2 separate regions of the Homo sapiens genome follow, and region 2 is linked to region 1. The links are chromatin contacts, found by Hi-C in ENCODE. All regions are on one chromosome and are shown on one strand. Each heading gives the region's core, a stretch centred on a gene start or an enhancer-like site at or near the end of the contact. The rest is flanking DNA. Distances are from core to core; before and after follow the strand shown. Region 1 has its middle 44 kb from the start of AOC1. Region 2 holds the start of FASTK (Fas activated serine/threonine kinase).

What was found. Hi-C counts contacts between places; a loop is a spot of excess contacts on that map. Pooled maps may share reads with other maps.
Region 2: a loop to region 1 is called in a map of OCI-LY7, with 2.4 times the contacts of the local background. The contact joins the promoter of FASTK here to the enhancer-like site in region 1. A Hi-C loop is called at or near these places in 2 of 168 maps with a recorded cell type or tissue (CD8-positive, alpha-beta T cell and OCI-LY7) and 4 of 50 pooled maps.

The regions. Positions count from the first base shown.
Region 1 is chr7:150,893,285-150,900,438 of GRCh38, forward strand. No RefSeq gene overlaps it. Among named protein-coding and RNA genes, the nearest start is that of AOC1, 44 kb to the left of the region's middle. RefSeq lists an enhancer at 5,237-5,531 and silencers at 5,237-5,397, 5,415-5,474. Within about 2 kb of position 5,372, at least 4 of the 41 ENCODE cell types and tissues checked have a DNase peak (open chromatin) inside an H3K27ac peak, as active enhancers do; they include OCI-LY7, where a contact is called at or near this core.
Region 2 is chr7:151,075,322-151,082,475 of GRCh38, forward strand. It overlaps FASTK (Fas activated serine/threonine kinase), which reads right to left and starts at 5,488. Exons shown (of 10, transcript NM_006712.5): 1 at 5,364-5,488; 2 at 4,179-4,601; 3 at 3,521-3,700; 4 at 3,241-3,380; 5 at 2,558-2,771; 6 at 2,300-2,459; 7 at 1,989-2,080; 8 at 1,780-1,915; 9 at 1,592-1,706; 10 at 1,303-1,511. The coding sequence starts at 5,445. The coding sequence ends at 1,404. TMUB1 (transmembrane and ubiquitin like domain containing 1) reads right to left here. Exons shown (of 3, transcript NM_001136044.2): 2 at 6,854-7,154; 3 at 5,764-6,579. The coding sequence ends at 6,228. It overlaps SLC4A2 (solute carrier family 4 member 2), which reads left to right. Exons shown (of 23, transcript NM_003040.4): 20 at 1-187; 21 at 285-454; 22 at 692-865; 23 at 966-1,202. The coding sequence ends at 1,046. RefSeq lists enhancers at 1-902, 903-1,878, 3,831-4,807, 4,808-5,783, 6,501-6,795 and 1 more and silencers at 1,681-1,760, 5,223-5,902.

The sequences.
Region 1 (7,154 bases), core at 4,122-6,621:
GCAAACAGCCTTATTGCTGATATGGAGGAAATTTTAGTGGTTTGGATACAAGATCAAACCAGCCACGACATTCCCTTGAGCCAATGTCTAATCCAGAGCAAGGCTCGAACTCTCTTCAATTCTATGAAGGCTGAGAGTTGAGGAAGCTACAGAAGAAAAGTCTGAACCCAGCAGAGATTGGCTCATGAGGTTTAAGGAAAGAAGGTATCTTCATAACATCAAAGTGCAAAGAGAAGCTGCAGCAAGTTATCCAGAAGACCTAGCCAAGATCAATGATGAAGGTGGCTACATAAACAACAAATTCTCAAAGTAAATAAGACAGCCTTCTGTTGGAAGAAGATGCCATCGAGGACTTTCATAACTAGAGACATTCATAGTCAATGCCCGGCTTCAAAGCCTCAAAGGACAGGCTGACTCTCTTGTTAGGAGCTGATGCAGCTGGTGATTTTAAGTTGAAGTCAATGCTCATTTACCATTCTGAAAATTCTGGAGCCTTTAAGAGTAACGCTATATCTACTCTACCTGTGCTCTATAAATGAAACAACAAAGCCTGGATGACAGTATATCTGTTTACAGAATGGTTTACTGAATATTTTAAGGCCACTGTTGAGACCTACTGCTCAGAAAAAAACTGTTCTTTTCAAAATATCACTGCCCATTGACAATGCACCTAATCACCCAAGAGCTCTGATGGAGACATGCAAGGAGTTAATGTTGTTTTCATGCCCACTAATACAACATCCATTCTGCAGCCCATGGATCAAGGAGCAATTTCAACTTTCAAGTCTTATTATTTAGGAAATACATTTTGTAAGGCTCTAGCTGTCGTAGATAGTGATTCCTCTGATGGATCTGGGCTAAGTAAATTGAAAACCTTCCTGAAAGGATTCACCATTCTAGATGCCATTAAGAACATTTGTAATTAATGGGAAGAGGTCAAAATAGCAACATTAACAGAAGTTTGGAAGAAATTGATTCCAACCCTCCTGAATGATTTTGAAGGGTTCAAGACTTCAATGGAGGAACTCACTGCAGATGTGGTGGGAATAGCAAGAGAAGTAGAATTAAAAGGGGAGCCTGAAGAGGTGACTGAGTTGCTGCAATCTCATGACTAAACATGACTGGCAGCCAGGCGCAGTGGCTCAAGCCTGTAATCCCAGAACTTTGGGAGGCCGAGGTGAGCGGATCATCAGAGGTCAGTAGTTCAAGACCAGCCTAGCCAACATGGTGAAACCCCTTCTCTACAAAAATACAAAAATTAGCAGGGCATGGTGACATGTGCCGGTAGTCCCAGCTACTCAGGAGGCTGAGACAGGAGATCACTTGAACCCAGGAGGCAGAGGTTGCAGTGAACTGAAATTGTGCCACTGCCCTCCAGCCTGGGCAACAAAGCGAGACTCCATCTCAAAACAAAACAAACAAAAAAAAACCTTGAATGGATGAGGTGTTGCTTCTTATGAATGAGCAAAGAAAACAGTTTCTTCTTTCTTTTTTATTTTCTTTTTTGAGACAGAGTCTTGCTCTGTTGCCCAGGCTGGAGTGCAGTGATGTAATCATGAATCACTGCAGCCTCAAGCTCCTCAAGTAATCCTCCCACCTCAGCCTCCAAAATAGCTAGAACAAGTGAATGCTACCATGCCTGGTTCTTTTTCTTTCTTTTTTTTTTTTATATATAGGCAGGGTCTCACTATGTCGCCCAGGCTGGTCTCAAAGTCCTGGCCTCAAGTGATCCTTCCACCTAGGCCTGGGATGATTCCAGGCTGGGATTACAGACATGAGCCACCACATCCTGCCTGTTTCCTTAGATGGAATATACTCCTGGTAAAGACGCTGTAAACATTGTTGAAACGACAACAAAAAAATTAGAATATGACATAAACTTGGTTGATAAAGCAGCAGCAGGGTTTGAGAGAATTGACTCCAATTTTGAAAGAAGTTCTACCTTGGGTAAAATGCTACCAAACAGCATTGCATGCTACAAGGCAATATATTATGAAAGGACAGTCCATTGATGTGGCAAAATTCATTGTTTTCTTGTTTTAAGAAATTGCCACAGCCACCCCAGCCTTCAGGAACCACCACCCTGATCAGTCAGCAGCCACCAACACCAAGGCAGAACCCTCCACCAGGAAAAAGATGATGACTCACTGAACGCTCAGATGATTGTTAGCATTTTTTTGCAATAAAGATTTTTTTAATTTAAAGTATGTACATTGTATTTTTGACATAATGCTATTGAACACTTAATAGGCCACAGTATAATATAAACATAACTTTTATATGCACTGGAAAACCAGTGGATTTTTATAACTCACTTTATTGCAATATTTGCTTTATTGCGGGGTCTGAAAGTGAACCCACAATATTTCCAAGGTGTGTCTGCACCTGTTGTGGGTTGAACTGTGTCCTCCAAAAAGATATATTGAAGTTCTAACCCTTGGTACCTATCACTGTGACCTTATTTGGAAACAGGTCTTTGCAGATGTGATCAGTTAAGACGAGGTCACGCTAGAGTAGCGTGGACCCTAATCCAATGGCCAGTGTCCTTATAAGAAGAAGAGAAGACACAGAGAGACACATACACACTCAAAGAAGAAGCCCATATGCAGACAGAGGCAGAGATTGCAGTGATGCTTTCACAAACCATGAAACACCTGGGGCTACCAGAAGCCAGATGGATAAGGAAGCATGCTCCCCTAGAGGTTGCAGAAGGAGCGTGGCCCTACCAACACCTTGATTTTGACCTTCTGGCCTCCAGAACCATGAAAGAATACATTTCTGTTGTTTTGAGTCACCCAGTTTATGCACCTTGTGGTGGTGGCCACAGGAATCCAGTAACACCCCCTTCTAAGAGGGCAGCCAGGCAGACGAGGAGAACTATGCAGTTAGAGGCTGTGGGGTGGACAGCAGGGGACAGGTCATCAGGGCACTGTGCAGGTCCAGGTCCATGATGCTCGGAAGAACACACACCTGCATCCAGCAGAAGAGCCAGTGTTGCATATCAGCCACCCAGAGCCCAAGGGTCCATGTAAGCAAAAATGGCCACGCCAGTGGGGCCACTTTTCCTCCAAGCCCCCTCCCCTCCATCCTGGCCCCAGGAGCATCAGCAGGTGTGGGAGAGGAAGAGAGGAGGGGACGGCCAGACCTGCCCCTCCCCAGGGTAGGAGCCTTGGACCTGGGGTCCAGCAGAGCTGGGAGGAGAGGCAAAACTGAACTGGATGTCAGATGTTGGTTGAACTTGACAGACCTGTTTCACACACAAACACAATCAAAAAACTATGGTGGGATCTGCGCCAGCCTGATTAAGGTGGGGAAGGAAGATCCAGCAAGACACACGGGTTGGGAATCAGGGACTGCTGGGAGACTTAGCACGGAGACACTGGACTTCAGGGAACTGGAAGCTGGGAGGATGGGTGAACTAAGAGATAAACAGGGTGGGTACTCCAGAGACAGCAATGCCCAGAGAGGCAGGGGCAGAGGGAGGGCGTGGAGTTCCCAGACCCTGCAGCCGGGTCACCAGTGGAAGCTGGGAGCCCTGGGGGCCTGTCTGTCGCAGCTGGAGAGAAAGGGAGAGAAGGTCCAGCCCCCTCTGTCTCATGCTCAGGCCTCCCATGGGTGGAACCTGGAAGTGTGGGAGATACCACTTGCAGGGGTCTGTCCCCACAAGACATGGCAGAGGAGGGAGAGGACAAGTGTAGAGTCTCAGGACAACAGATCCAGGACCAGCACCGCATGTAGAAAGGCAGTGAAAGGAAAGGGGGAGACCTCCACTTCGGCCCTGCCCCCTCCCTATCTAGCTCCGACTGGTCGGCAAACTGGTTCCCAGCCATGCAGCCCCAGGAAATGGCATTGATGGTGCTTGGACCCAAAGTCATGTCTGTGGGGTTCATCTCCTGGAGGAGGATCCCTGGCCACACCCCTTGGGGTGGACAGATCCCTCTCCCTGGAAATTCCCCTTTGGGGTAGGCAGATCCCTCCATCTAGCAATTTGCAGTTCACAGACCCCAGAATGCAGGGCCAGAGACAGGGACACTCCCAGAGTTACCCGGGACATCCCTGTATGTGTTTGGTTGTGGATCAGAGGAGGGAGAGGCTTGTTCAACACACAGCCACCTGCCCCTCACCAGAGACAGAGACCCTGGGGCTGGGGAGGAATCCAGTCCATTCGCTCCAGACACCCACCCCAGGCTCAGGAACAGTGCAGAAGAGAGACAGGGGCTGGCTCCGAGTGAGAGAGACACCCGCCATTCCCAAACCCTCTTTGCGGAGGACCACGAAGAACCCACCAAGCAGTGTAAGGAAAGAAGAAAACAAACAAGGACTTATGACCCGGGCCCACCTCTCACTCCAGCCCCAAGTCACTTCCCCTTCATGTAAAGCAGGTGTTATTTTGTTTGCGGCTCTTCAGCTGCCAGGTGGGGATGCAAATGAGAAAAGCTGAGACTCAGTTGTTTCACAGAAAGAAGAGGAAACCAGAAGATGTCGGGACACCAGAGCCTGTTGCTTTTCGAGGCCTTTTAGGATAGGGTAGCAATTGAAGGTGGCCTCAGAAAAGGATGATTGGGAAAGGGGGAGGTAACTGAGGTCCCCTCACCTAGCCTGGGGGCCCCTTCTCTTCACCAACACCTACAAACCCTTGGCCTCAAAACCCAGGCAGTGTTCCGGCCACCTCATGTAGCAAGGGGAGCCTGGAGACAGAGGACGGGCCCCGGGTCACACACAGAGTGGCCAGATTGGGTGGAGACCTGCGTGTCCTGGCACCAGGAGTCTCTCCACGAGCCTCTGCAATTTCTCAAACTTCAGTGAGATGAAGACTCATTTTTGCAACTTGGTCTCTATTTGCTGCACTGTTGGCCATTTCAAGCTTGTACCCGCAGTCAGCAAAAGGAAGTGTTAATAAGCTCGCCCACATAAACCCACTTTGCCCACTGCTCAAACCACCGCAAACCAATTTTTCCAGGCTGCTGCCAGGTTAGGCTCCCTTGGTGTTAATTTCCTGCTCAGTAAAGCAGTGAGTCATCTCCCTCCCTTCTCTCCAGCTCTCACTATTGCTCTGAGACCAGAGTCTGCAGCAGAGGGGTCACATGGAATCCTTTAGTACAGAAGTTCACGACCTGGACGAGGAGACGCAGGGACCGCCAACTGGCTCCTTGGAAACTGCCCGCAGTTGATTCCGAAAACACACCTGAGCCGAGAAGCTCCATGCAATCTGGAATTCCTGGAGTTCTTGTCAGCGTCCACTGCCATGCAGGACTCTGGGGCACTTGGCTTGTCATTGGCTAAAAGATGGGCTGGGTTCGAGGTGCAGATAGCTGCATTTTAGCCGCTGGTGCTGTCTCGCTTGGAGGAATGCTGTCTGCCACGCGACCACCAGGTGGCGCACAACACCTCGCGGCGACTGGACCGGGCACGGCTGCCTCTTATTAATCCCGCGGAGAAAACAGAGGCTGGAAATGCCCCCGGGGTGAGGCTTGACCAAGAACGGCAGACTCAAAATGGCTCCCTGTGGACCAAGTTCAGCTGAATGGAACAGAAAAATGTGTTCACAGCGGCTTCAACAAGAGACAGTCGTGTTTCTCTGTAAACACAGTCCTGAGTGGCTTAGGGGCCCCATGAAGGCCTAGGGCACGCAGCCTCCTTCCTCCTCACGGCCTCCACCTGGGATGTAGCCCCCAGCCTCCTAGTCCACGGTGACTGCCAGAGCTCCAGCCATCTCATACAAGTCAGGCAGTAGGATGGAGGAGGGGACAGAGAAGGGTATGGCTACCTTCACTGTGCTTTGCCGGAATTCACAGACATCACTTGTCTTACAACTCATTGGCCAAGCCTTAGCCATGGAGGCTGGGGGTGGGCTCTTTTGCTGGGCTTTGCCACCCCCAAGTAATTTCAGGCTTTAGTTTAGAAGAAGAATATGAGGATGGCTATCTCACGGCGACGTCAGCCACATGTGAATATGCGCCACTGGAGTTCCCCTGCGCCAACCCAGCATATTTCCCATTCCCTGGAAACCTCAATAACTGGGGCTCACTTCCTGCCTGCCCCTTAACCGATTTGACTCCCAAATATATGTCCCATGTCCATATTCTTCTCTTACACGCCAAGACCTGTACCTCTACCTAAACGTCCTGTGAGAACCTCACACTCCACATGTCTAAGCCGGTTTATCACCTCCTCTATCCCCTGCACAGGCCAGCCCTTCCTCCTGTGCTCCCCAGCCCAGGGTCTATCATCATGTCCCTTGACCCAAGCCAAGAACCGAGAGCCTAGGCACCTGCTTCCCTCCACACAGCCCCTCTGCCATCTACCCGTGAGTCCCACCTTCCCAGCATTTCCTGAATTCGTTCCATCTTTCCTTTCCCCATGATGACTTACTGCTCATCACCCTGAGACCCCAGTCTCGCCTCCATCAGACCAACCTCAACGCGGCTTCCAGAGGGGTTGCTCTGAAATCCAGATCAAACCCTGTCACCCTTCTGATTGAAGCCTCCATGGCTCCCAAAATTTTCAACGTGATTTATCAAGACCTTGAGAATCTGACCCATCCCTACATCCTCCACGTATCAGTTAGCATGGGGTAAGCATTTAACATGTGCACAAACCAGGCAGTGACTCCCTCCGTCCTCACAGCTCCTCTCTGAGGTGGCGGGTGACAGTCTGGGTTATTATTATTCAGCAAATACTCACACTCCTCCCGTATAGACTCCCCTGCTCATTGATGTTGGACTTGACCACCTGACGTGTTTTGGCCCTGGGGCTGTTGGAGGATGGAACTAGCAGAAGCACTCCATGCGCCCACATGGCCTGGCTCCTTCTTTCCACTCCAGAAGTCCAGGGTAAGAAGAGCTTCCTCCAGAGAGCCTCTGCTGTGCCCCAGGACAAACTTGGTGCAACCACCTGAACTTGCGTCAAACCCAGGCTACCTACAGCCTAAGGCAGGGCCGTCCAGCCACACCTATCCTGGATCAGCCAAATTATAGCCATCTGAGACCTGTGAGTATGAGAGTAATTAACACTGGTTGTCATAATGCACTGAGTTTGAGAGCTGTTTGTTATTATGATTATTATTTTAGAGACAGAGTCTCTCTCTGTCTTCCAGGATGGAGTGCAGTGGTGCAATCACAGGTCACTCCTGCAGCCTTGAACTCCTGGGCTCA
Region 2 (7,154 bases), core at 4,238-6,737, 180 kb after region 1:
ATCGTGGCCATGGGCGGCATCTGTGCCCTCTTTGGCCTGCCCTGGTTGGCTGCTGCCACTGTCCGCTCTGTCACTCACGCCAACGCGCTCACTGTCATGAGCAAGGCTGTGGCACCTGGGGACAAGCCCAAGATTCAGGAAGTCAAGGAGCAGCGGGTGACGGGGCTGCTGGTTGCCCTGCTTGTGGGTACGTTGCCTCTTGCCTTTCCCTTCCCAGTGGATTCCCCAGGGCTACTGGGGCCAGGGGACCCCGGGGCCAACTCTTTCTCCTGCGCCTCCCGTAGGCCTCTCCATAGTTATCGGGGATCTGCTCCGGCAGATCCCCCTGGCCGTGCTCTTTGGAATTTTCCTGTACATGGGAGTCACCTCCCTTAACGGGATCCAGTTCTATGAGCGGCTGCATCTGCTGCTCATGCCGCCCAAACACCACCCAGATGTCACTTACGTCAAGAAGGTGAGCCCCCCAGCTCCCCACCGGAAGGGGTGTGCCTCTGGCCATCCTGGTCTACTTGGGTCACTCTCCAGCTGCCCCCTCCCATCTGCCCAGTTCAGCCAGCCCCCACCTCCTCTCTGTACCAACCCAGCTCTGGCACCTAGGAATGTTCTTCCATCCCCGCCTCCGAAGAAGAGAGAGGCTCTTCCCAGCAGCAGGCTAGGGAGGAAGCTGGGCTCACCTGTCTCCGCCCCCCAGGTCCGGACCCTCCGTATGCACCTGTTCACGGCCCTGCAGCTGCTCTGCCTGGCCCTGCTCTGGGCCGTCATGTCCACAGCTGCCTCCCTGGCCTTCCCCTTCATCCTCATCCTCACAGTGCCGCTCCGCATGGTGGTGCTCACCCGTATCTTCACCGACCGAGAGATGAAATGTGTAAGCCCTCCCGTCTGCCTCCCCCGGTTCCTCTTGCCTCCCTGTGGATCTGGAAAGGCCCCCCCACTTCCCTTCTTGACCGCCACCTCCCCACACACAGCTGGATGCTAACGAGGCAGAGCCGGTGTTTGATGAGCGGGAGGGTGTGGACGAGTACAATGAGATGCCCATGCCTGTGTAGCCGCCACCGAGGGACAGCCGAGGGACCGATGGACGAGGGGACAGGCTGGTGGGATGGGGTTCCCCCTCCCATGCCCCTCCCTCCTTTTTATTTAAGTGAATAATTTAAAGTCTTCTCCTCCCCCACTGCCCCTGCAGTAAAGTGCTTTGGCCCCCACCTATCTGTGGCCTTTTGTCTTTGTATGGGGGGCGGGGCATGAATGGAAGAGGCGGGGGACTCAGCTCTGCTCCCCGTCCCAAAACTGAGATTCACAACGGGGAAGGAAAGGAACTTTAATGAGAAATCAAAACACAGGGAACCAAAGTGCAAATCATCCACCCCCCATGGGGGGGCCATCCTGAACCCCACATCAACCCCTCAGCCCCCTTCAGGCCCCCAGCGCAGGCCCAGGGCCTGGAGCTTCTGCCTCAGGTAGCTCTTGAGCTGGGGCAGGCCTCTCTGGGACTCCAGTTCCTCGAAGGGTAGCTGTGGGGAGAGGAGAGGGCGGCAGGTTACCCGCAGGCTGGGAGTGAGGATGCGCCACGGGCCAGGCCAGGGCCACTCACCGGCAGGAGCTGGTAGCCCATCAGGCCTAGGTGCCGCTCCCTCAGGGCCCTCGAGCCCAGCAGCACCCGGCCGTCCCGGCAGAAATGCCAGCGTTCCCGCAACACCAGCACCACCCTGCAGGGGGAGGGACGTGGCTCAGGGCATGGCGGGCAAGGTGGCCAGGGCTCCCCCACCCTGCCTCCTTTACCTCTGGGCAGGGTCTCGAGTAGTGGCGCTAGAGGCAGCCTGGCCCTGTGGGCAGGACCTTGGTGGGTATGGCAGGAAGGGGTCCTGGGTCCTCACGGGAAGCACAGCACCAGAGCTGCTGGCGCACAGCAGGAAGTCTGGAGGGGAGCAGGGCCGGCGGCCTTAGCCAGGGCTCCGTCTCCCCGGGCCTGCCGCCTGCCCCTTGCTCACCTGTGCAGTAGCCTGGAGGCACAGTCAGGTCCTGGCGGTATTTCTCCTCCCCCAGCAGCTGGCGCAACCCCTCAGCTACTATGTCCTTGTGACTGAGGAGAAAGGACACCAGTAGCAGGAAGGGCCCGGCACCTCATCCTAATCTGTCCCAGTCTAGTGCCACCACCCTGGGCAAAGCCCTCTGCTGCTTCAGGGCCCAGTTTTATGGTGGCCGAGAGCTCCTTAGCTTTGGCGCTTCATGGTCCCTCTGGCTTTTCCACTCTGCTGGTCCCAGGCTGGCCCCTCCCCTTGCCCCAGGCTGCCCCATCCACCTGTACTTGCAGCGGGCACGGTCGGTGATGAGAGGCTGGGGAAAGATGGGCACTTGCTGCCTTCGGGGAAGGCGGGGACCCCGGTATCCTGGGAGCTCCAGCTCCACGGCCGTGTCCAGCAGGGAGAGGTAGCGACGCACAATCAGAGCATGAGGGGTGCCTGTGGGGAGGCGGGGACTGGGGCTCTGGGCTGCAGGCCACCCTGCTCCCCTGCCTCTCCAGCCCTCAGGGGCCCAGCCAGCCATCCTGGCTGCGTACCACTGATGTAGTTGATGAAGCCAGGGGAAAAAACAAAGTGCAGGGCTCTGAAGGGCAGGCACCGCAGTTGGCACAGTGACATCAAGATGTTGACTGTAGCCAGGGGTGCCACCCCTGCTTCCCGAGCCAGGATCCTCTCAAGGCAGGGCATAAACTGCTGTTCCAGGGGCAGGTAGTTCAGTCGCCCAAAGGGCAGGACCAACTTCTGTACCACCTGTGGAGGAAGAGCAGTTCATTACCCAGTGTCAAGTATTTCTGCAGTCATCTTTTACAAGCTAAGCCTTAGAGAGGCTTAGCCCTCAGGTTTACAACACTGCTGTAAAGACAGGACAGTCCCTCCGGCCTCACAGTTCAACAGCAAAGCAGTCACGAGCTGCACGTGACTAATCACCAGACAGGCAGAGGGGACATCGCTGTGGGGTCTGGCCCTGAAGACTTCGAGAGGGATGGGTGGAGCTAGGATGCTGCTAAGAGTGCTTTGGGAAACTGCAGATTTCCAGGAATGCATGCTGCTGACAGGAGGTGGGCAAGCCACAGAAAGGGTGTAGAAAAGATGCAGGTCCCAGGGGACAGAGAGGGTGTGTCTGCTTCAGGAAAAGGATAGCCGAGCTGCACGAGGCGCTGGGCCTGACAAGGTCCCTGAGAATGACAGAGATGCACTGGAGGGTGGGTGGCAAGCCCACCTTGCTGCTGAGTTGCGTTTCCTGAACCACCAGGAAGTGGGCAATGGCTTCCAGAAGCTGGGGCTCCCGCAACCGGTGCCGGGCCAGGTGCTGGGCCAGGAGCACCATCACGTGGGGAGTCAGTTCCTCTGGCCTTGCCTCTGTGAAGAGCAGCCTGTCACGCTGGGCCTCAGCCGGACCTCCGGCTGGCTCAATTCCACCTCAGCCCAGCCAACTGAGCCCACCTTCCTCCTCCTGTCAGCCCTCCCCACCCCCATCTGATTTTAACCCCCTCCAGCACCTGCCAGGCTGCTGATCAGATGCTGCCGTGGATACCGCAGAAAACGGGGGCAGCTTAGAGCAGCTTCCAACCCTTGCCCACCTCGGAGAAGGGGCTGCAAAGGGGGAGGTGGCTTCGGAGGGAGGCGGAGCCTTCGCTCCTGTTCCAGGGCACACACCAGGGGACCATCAGATGGAAAGCCTGAGGGGGAGAGGTAAAAGGCAGCCTGGTAACAGAGCTGTGCTGCTGTTCTTATCATGGGGTTACTTGGTGAATTCTCCACCTTTCTCCTCTCCCGTTTCCTGAGCGGGAAGGTGTGCTAGAGTTTAAGTGCAAACACTAGAGACATGTAAAGTATCATGTGGCTATGAGGTATCGAAACGGTTTGTAGGGAGTACATACAAAGATGGCAAATAGGCTTTCATCTCATACCAATTGTGACAAATTATGGTGGCTTCCTAGGGCACTCTATTAGCAGGAATCTGGGGTGGCACCCTAGCGAGGCCGGAAGGAGTGCGTTCGACTCATGATGTCTGCCGCAGACATAGGACGGGAGCAGGAGCAAGCGTTCCTGGGCAAACGCCTGAGAGGCTGGGTCTCTGTCCGTGGTCCTCTACTGTTCTCCCTATTCTTCATTAACACCTAGCCCCCCAGGCGCCCACCTCAAGCCCCTCCTCACCAAGTAAGACTGCAAGGTGCAGACACACGTGGATGGTGTGAATGTCAAAGGAGGGGCAGTTTCGGATGATGAGCTGACTCAAGTCCTGCAGTGTGACCTGCTCCACAGGAGGGGGCCGTGGCCGAGACCCCAAGAGCTGGCCCAGACGACGAAGCGCCACCGAGTAGTGGTGGGCGCGCACCTTGCTGGGGTTCTGGCCCAGCCAGCGCAGCAGCTCCCCAGGGCTCTTCGCCTGTTCCAGAAGCCGCTGCAGTCCTTGCACAGGACCTGCACTGGGGCCTCCTCCAACAGGCCGGTCCCCCCATTTGCTGGGCCCCAAACAGCAGGGCTGTACTGGAGGGATCAGCAGCAGGCCAGACAGCCGAGCAGGGGAGGTCTGAGCAGAGAGCAGGACTCGAAGCATGGAGTTGGGTGATGGAGACCCTGAGGGGCAGCCCAAAAAAGGGGGTGAGGTTTTCTCCAAAGGGGAGAAAGACCTGCTACCTACTGCTTACCTCACTCCTCATTTAGGGGGCCTGTGGTCAGAGCAAGCCTTTGTGACTGCTCTGGGCCTCTTCCCCACCCCGCCCCTCTGCCTCCTTCCACGCCTTTGAAACAGCAATCATAATCCTCAGTGCGCTCAGCGCAGCACTACTTGCAAAGCAATTCCACATGCACCATCTCTGATGCTCCTTACACGCCCATGAAGAGTAGGCAGGGCTGGCATTACCTCATTTCACCGGTGGAGAAACGCAGGCCCAGAGCAGCGAAGGGGTTAAGTTAAGCCCGAGGTCATTAACCGGGTTAGTGGTCGCGCCCAGTCTGGAGCCCAGGCGGCACCGGCGTGCACTCTCCCGACCACCTCCCTCTCCCACAGGAGGCGGCGGCGGCACAGAGGGTGGAACGCGGGCTCCGCGGCTGGACGGTGCTGGGTTCCATGCTGGGCGCTCCCACTCACCAGCGGCGTGACCTTGGACAAGTGGCTTCGTCTCTCTAAGTCTCCTCACCCGTGAAATGAAAACGCAGCGCCCACCTCGCAGGGCGCGCGTGGAGCCCGAGTGCACCGCTTTGCGATGGCGCGGAGTCGGCGAAGTCGGGGGCCCCAACACCCACCCCGGCCCAGGGACGCCAGGAGACCGTGGCCGCTGCCGCTAACACCAGCTCCCGCTGCCCTCCCGCAGCCCTCCCCGCAGGCGCCACCCCTACATGACTCCCCGGGCCCTGCGCAGGTCGCTCCCTCAGTCGGTCTCGGGGCCCGGGGGCCGGGTTCCCCCCGCGGCCTCCTCATCGGCTAGCCACCGAGTCCGCCATCTTCCCAGCAGCCCCTAGATAGCCGCCCGGACGCCAATCCCGAAGCAGCTATCGGTCTTCGGAGACGTGGCTCCCGGCAGGCACTGCGAGCCAGGGAGCCGCGAGCCCCGCCCGCGGGAAGTGCGCGCCCGGCGCCGAGGGCGGGGCCACGGAGGCCGGCGCCAAAGCCAGAGCAGAACGCTGGGGAGAAGGGAAGGCGGAGGGCCAGACCCCAGGCGCAGTCCGTGCCCTTCTCTCCCAAGGGGCGAGGACTCCCCGCCCGCCAGCCCGCACACACTCAGACACACTGCAAGAGTGAAAACTTCACAGTTACTTTAATCTGCACGGGTTCCGGGGAACTCCTCTGCCCCTCCCCGCTCCCCTTCACCAGCCTCCCACCGACCTGGCGTCCCCAACTCAGCCCAAGGAGCTGTCAGGGATTGGAGGCGGCTGGGTCCTCCGGCAGAACACTAAGACGGGCCCCCGGGGCGGCCCGGCTCTGCCCGGGGCCGAGGCAGCGACAGCAGATGCCCGACCCCGAGGAGCCCACTCCCAGTGCGGGCTGAGGGTCAGCAGCCCCGGGAGGTGGCCCCGAGCCCCGGCGGTCGCAGGGCGGGGCCTCCGCCAGTCCCGGGAGTCCTCTGCGGCGCAGGGCTGGGCTCCAGGGCGGCGGGAAGAGGCAGGCCGGAGAGGCGGGCCTGGGCAGGCAGCAGCTCCCGCCGCGGCGCGGGGAGCAAGGTCCGGAGGGGCCGGCGACGCTGCCAAGCGCCCGCGGAGGCACTACGGGCGGTACATGGCAAAGGCCAGGAGACTGAGGAGCAGGGTGAAGCCGGCCAGGCCCAGAGTGGCGGTCAGGGGAAAGAAGGGCCGGTACTGGATCTGGCAGTACCAGAGCAGCAGCAACAGCAGGAGCAGCAGGGGCAGCAGCAGGCTGCCGATTTCCAGCCCGGAGGGGCCGGGCTCGGACCCCGGCGGGCAGGGGGGATTTGGGGGACCGACTCTCGTGGACACGTGGCAGTGGAGAACGCAGTTGGGAGGGAGGTGAAGGCTGCCCAGGGTCTGGGTGTCGTCGCCTAGCAGCTGCCCTTGGTAGATGAGTCGCACCTGCTGTTCCCGGCCGGGAAACTGGGTCCTGAGGAGAGAGGGACCTGGGTAAGAGAGCAGGCCTCAGGCAATCCTAGTCCCTGGCCCCGGAACAGCACTCCCACCCTCCCCCTGCCCTCCACAACACACCGGCCCTGGCCTGGGAGGGGCCGTCTGCCAGGGGAACAAGTACAGTTGTGATCTGGGGCGCTCAGCGCCTCCAGTATAAAGGAGGGCTGGGTCTTAGGTGTCTCTGGGGGCCTTCTGCGACCACTCTCCCAACCCCTGTCTTTAGCATTGCTCCTGCCTCTTGACCTACTTACCTTTTCAAGGAGCCAATGGTGTCGTGGGGCCAGGCCCTGGCCACCTGCTCTGAATCATTGAGGAATTTCAGCCGTAGCACGAGGGGCTCCTGCGGGGAGTCCGGGGCTGGCGGTGTTGCTGTGAACCCCGTGCTGGGCTCTGGCTGTGCAGCTTGACCTCTGTGTCTCAGGCTGGGGGTCTCTGCCCCTGGGGCCTCCCCTCTCATGCTGTCGGTAGCTGCCATGGCTGCGCTGGGCTGGGATGGCGTTGGGGTCCCTGACGGCTGGGGCAGTGGGTCCCCGCCCTCAGCGGTGTGCGTTG